Regions from separate parts of the Homo sapiens genome. Here region 2 is linked to region 1. Evidence: read pairs that join two places in POLR2A ChIA-PET (ENCODE). Cell type or tissue: A673. All regions are shown on one strand. Region 1 overlaps CACNA1A (calcium voltage-gated channel subunit alpha1 A). Region 2 overlaps GADD45GIP1 (GADD45G interacting protein 1).

Evidence for each region. Peaks named below come from ENCODE experiments on the same cell type or tissue, not always from the same donor. Only the 100,000 strongest peaks of a DNase experiment are listed, where the experiment ranks them.
Region 2: POLR2A ChIA-PET joins it to region 1 with 26 read pairs; 2 of 35 experiments call an interaction of 5 or more read pairs at or near these places.

Annotation. Positions count from the first base shown.
Region 1 is chr19:13,251,744-13,254,243 of GRCh38, forward strand. It overlaps CACNA1A (calcium voltage-gated channel subunit alpha1 A), which reads right to left. Exons shown (of 47, transcript NM_001127222.2): 30 at 1,248-1,358. Among named protein-coding and RNA genes, the nearest start is that of IER2, 100 kb to the left of the region's middle. In A673, no CTCF peak of the experiment used is centred here; no DNase peak of the experiment used is centred here.
Region 2 is chr19:12,953,701-12,956,200 of GRCh38, forward strand. It overlaps GADD45GIP1 (GADD45G interacting protein 1), which reads right to left. Exons shown (of 2, transcript NM_052850.4): 2 at 1-826. The coding sequence ends at 508. Among named protein-coding and RNA genes, the nearest start is that of GADD45GIP1, 2.3 kb to the right of the region's middle. RefSeq lists an enhancer at 1-6. In A673, no CTCF peak of the experiment used is centred here; no DNase peak of the experiment used is centred here; H3K4me3 peaks cover 395 bases; H3K27ac peaks cover 1,099 bases.

The DNA.
Region 1 (2,500 bases):
GGTGAAAAATAAAGACATATTTATTTTTATTATTATTATTTTTTTGAGACTTGCTCTGTTGCTCAGGCTGGAGTGCAGTGGTGTGATCTCAGCTCACTGTAACCTCCACTTTGTGGGTTCAAGCGATTCTCCTGCCTCAGCCTCCTGAGTAGCTGGGATCATGGGCACCCACAAGCACGCCAGGCTAATTTTTTGTAGTTTTAGTAGAGATGGGGTTTTGCCATGTTGGCCAGGGTGGTCTCGAACTCCTAGGCTCAAGTGATTTGCCTGCCTCTGCCTCCCAAAGTGCTGGGATTACAGGTGTGAGTCACTGTGCCTGACCTCTGTGTTTGTTTTTTAAAGATGGAGTCTTGCTGTTGCCCAGGCTGGGGTGCAGTGGCATGATCATAGCTCACTGCAACCTCCACCTCCTGGGCTCAAAATATCTTCCCACCTCAGCCTCCTGAGTAACTGGCACTACAGGCACGAGTTACCATGCCTGGCTAATTAAAAAAAAATTTTTTTTTTTTTTGTAGGGACAGGGGCTTGCTTTGCTGCCCAGGCTGGTTGAGAACTCCTAGCTTCAAGCGATCCTCCTGCCTTGGCCTCCTGAAGTGCTAGGATTACAGGCATGAGCCACTGTGCTCAGCCTGATTTCAGTTTTCTTTCTTTCTTTCTTTTTTTTGAGACAGAGTTTCACTCTTGTTGCCCAGGCTGGAGTGCAGTGATGTGATCTCGGCTCACCACAACCTCTGCCTCCCAGGTTCAAGCGATTCTCCTGCCTCAGCCTCCCGAGTAGCTGGGATTACAGGCATGCGCCACCACACCCGGCTAATTTTGTATTTTTAGTAGAGACAGAGTTTCTCCATGTTGGTCAGGCTGGTCTCGAACTCCCGACCTCAGGTGATCCGCCCACCTTGGCCTCCCAAAGTGCTGGAATTACAGCCATGAGACACCTCGCCCAGCCTGATTTCAGTTTTCTTATCTCTAAAATGGATGCTAAAGACTCCCAGCCATGATGACTCCCATCATTTTGAGGAACTGGATACATAAGCAGCCATATGGTAACACTCACAGGTTGGGTCTCCCTGGGACTCCTTGGCAAACACAAGAATGCCTAAGTAGGATCTGTGGCCACTGGCAGGATACTGAAGCCACCCTTGAGGTTGGGGTTCTTGGGGCCACGTTGGGAGACCATCATCCAGGACCCATTGTTCCCCCTTGGGCTTCTCCCAAGCCCATAGCTGTAGCCCCAAGGTGGTACTTACCAGAATCCCAAAAGCCATGACTTTCAGCACACATTCCAGAGAGAAGAGGGAGGTGAAGACGATGTTGAACACCCGCAGGGCATTTTCATAAGCAACAGAAGCCCCATAGAACTAGGGGAAAGAAGCAGGAGTAGCAGGGGTCAGCGAGCAGGGGTGGGAAGTGGGAAGTGGGGAGGCAGCTTCATGGCTGTTCTCCAGGCAACACTCCAGCCCCAGGCAAGGTCTGAGCAACCTCACTGGTAGGAGGCACAGTTCAGGAAAGCCCCGCTCTCCGCCGGACTAGGCTCTTCTTTTCACATCCAAAAAAACAAAAACCTCCCCCAACCTTTTTTTTTTTTTTTTGGTAGACGGGGTCTTCCTATTTTGCCCAGGCTGGGCTTGAACTCACAATCCTACCTTAGCCTCCTGATAGTCGGGACTATAGGCATACGCCATTGTGCTTGGCTGAATTATACTTTTTTTTTTTTTTTTTTTTTGAGGAGTCTCACTCTGTCACCCGGGCTGGAGTGCAGTGGCGCGATCTCGGCTCACTGCAAGCTCCACCTCCTGGGTTCATGCCATTCCCCTGCCTCAGCCTCCCAAGTAGCTGGGACTACAGGTGCCCACCACCATGCCCAGCTAACTTTTTGTATTTTTAGTAGAGACAGCGTTTCACCGTGTTAGCCAGGATGGTCTTGATCTCCTAACCTTGTGATCGCCCTCCTCGGCCTCCCAAAGTGCTGGGATTACAGGCGTGAGCCACCGTCCCCGGCTTCCTTATTTTTTTTGAGACGGAGTCTCACTCTGTTACCCAGGCTGGAGTGCAGTGGTGTGATCTCAGCTCACTGCAACTTCCGCCCCCTGGGTTCAAGCGATTCTCATGCCTCAGCCTCTCACGCAGCTGGTATTATAGGCATGCGCCACCACGCCCAGCTAATTTTTGTATTTTTAGTAGAGACGGGATTTCACCATGTTGGCCAGTTGGTCCCGAACACCTGGCCTCAAGTGATCCGCCTGCCTCGACCTCCCAAAGTGCTGGGATTACAGGTGTGAGCCACCTTGCCCGGCCACTATTGATCGTTTTTGAAGTGCCGAGAAGGAGCTAAGGTCCTTGCATGAACTTTCTCATTCAATCCTCTCACCTCCTCTGGAGGGGGCAAATGTGCTCTTATTATCATTCCCATTTTATTGACAGGGAAACTGAGTCCCCAGAAAGTCACTGGTTGCTTGTACAAAGGTAAATGAATTAAATGGAAGAGCTGGGCTTGAATCCA
Region 2 (2,500 bases), 300 kb before region 1:
CTGGCTGGGCACAGGCAGGCATGGTGACGGGTGCCTGGAAGGGGGAGAGGAGTCTGTGAGTCCCTGCAGATTGAGGCTTCCGGTGTCTCCTCCCCCAGTGTGTCATTTCCAGGCAGTGGACCCCAGCCCAACGTTACAAGGACTGCTTCTCCCCGGCCCCCACCATCATCACCACAGTCTGTTTTGGCTATACTTCCCCCCCCACCAGCCTTGTAATTGGCTAATTACTGGAGATGAATGTTGGTAAACAGAAGCCTTCTTCTCTTCTGCCATCTGCTTCTCCATTATTTGCCCATTGTACACCCCCCTTTTCCTCCCACTGAAGCCCCAGTTAGTCAGCAGGGCCTAGAGTCCCTGTCCCCTTTTGAGTACAGCCAAGTGGGGGATTCCCCAGCTCTTAAGTATTGGGGGAGGAACCAGGGGACCCAGAGAGGCACACCTTGAGAGGACGCAGATCTCTTCAGGGGTACTGCCAGGTAGCAGGCTTTATTGGGAAGGGACAAAGCCTCAGGAGCTGGGTGCCCCAGAGGCTGCTGGGTCTTGAGCCACAGCTGCAGCCAATGCAGCAGCTCGCGCCTCCTTCTTCCGTTTCTGTTTTTCCTCCTTGAGGCGCTTGCGCTCCTTCTTCTCTAGGTCCTGGAGCAGCTCCTGGAAGCGGGCACTCCTTGGGTCCACCTGGTAGCCCAGGAGCTCCTGGGCCTCAGCCTGCAGTCGGGCCCTCCTCTCCTTGTCAGCCTGGGCCTTCTCCCAGTTCTCCCGCTGCTGCTGCTGCCAGTTCACAATCATCTGTGGCATCTTGGCCATGCACTCTGCGATGTGCTGCTCCCTGCAGGGGAGGGAGAGTGGGCTGTGACACTGGCACTCAGCCAGGGCAGAGCCCACCCACCCATATCTCACCCATAGGCCTTTGCCCACGAGCCTGCCTCCTCAACTCCCCCAGTAGATTAACTGTCAGGAAAAGCCCTTGACAAGTGAAGAAACAGGAAGAGATGATGAGAAAGTTACCTGTGCATGAATTTGATCACAAGGGCATGTCAAGCCCCAGTAAACCCCAGGTGCCAAAGCCAAATCAGCATTTCACTGAGCTGCCTACTGAGCAAGCCAAGTGCCACTCCCATGGATAATTTCACACCTTTATTTCATAGACATTGCTGAGCACTTCCTGTACAGAGGCCAGGCCCAATTCTAGGCACAGGAGTGAAAGCAAGAAAGACATTTCCCACCAATCCTTGAGTTTGTAGCTACCAGTCACAGCCCCATTTTTTTCTTTTAAGTTCAGGGGTACAAGTGCAGGTTTGTTACGTAGGTAAACTTGTGTCATGGGGTTTTTTTGTACAGATTTATTTCATCACTCAGGTATTAAACCTAGTACCTAGAGGTCATTTTTCCTGATCCTCTCCCTCCACCCTCCAAAAAGCCCTAGTGTGTGTTGCTCCCCTGTGTGTCCATGTGTTCTCATCATTTAGCTCCCACTTACAAGTGAGAACACGTTGTATTTGGTTTTCTGTTCCTGTGTTAGTTTGCTAGGGATGATAGCCTCCAGCTCCCGTCGTGTCCCTGCAAAGGACATGATCTCGTTCTTTTTTATGACAGCCTCATTTAAGGATTAGAAAAGTAAAAGAATTAAGCCCTATAATGGTCATCTGGCTGAGGAGGGGCAGAAACAGGAGTCCCTGCTCCATGATTCCCTGCCTGGGTGATCAGACGCATGACTTCACTTCACCAAGCCTCAGTTTCCTCATCTCTAAAATTAGGGCAATCCCTTCTTCCTCTTAAGGCTATTAGGAAAACAAGAAGATTAAACACCAGGAACACACTTGACCTACCCCCTTCACGCTCCAGGATGTGGCATTATCTATAAGAGATGCCCCTGGTCTGGCCCGACGCGGTGGCTCACGCCTGTAATCCTAGCACTTTGGGAGGCCGAGGCAGATGGATCACCTGAGGTCAGGAGTTTGAGACCAGCCTGGCCAATATGGCGAAACCCCATCTCTACTAAAAATACAAAAAATGAGCCGGGTGTGGTGGTGGGCGCTTGTAATCCCAGCTACTCGGGAGGCTGAAGCAGGAGAATCTCTTGATCCTGGGAGGCAGAGGTTGCAGTGAGCTGAGATTGCACTCCAGCCTGGGCAACAAGAGCAAAACTCTGCCTCAAAACAACAACAACAACAACAACAAAAAGATGCCCCTGGTCCTTCAGACCTGCCTCTGTATCTGACCTCTGCCCTCTTGGTTCCAGGACCCATCACCTTCCTGCCCTCACCTTTTCCCCAGCCACACTGGCTTCCTGGCTGTTCTTTAAGGCATATCGTATCTCAGGGCATTTGCCCCAGCTGTTCCCTTTACCAGAAACTTTCTACCCAAGAGATCGCCCCATAGCTAAGTCTGGTTATTCAGGTCTTTGCTTAAACATCACCTCCTCAGAGAGGCCTGAGGCTTCCCAAACCAAAGCTGCCCTCAGGCACACACTCTTCACTCTTTTACCTTCCTACTAGTCGGC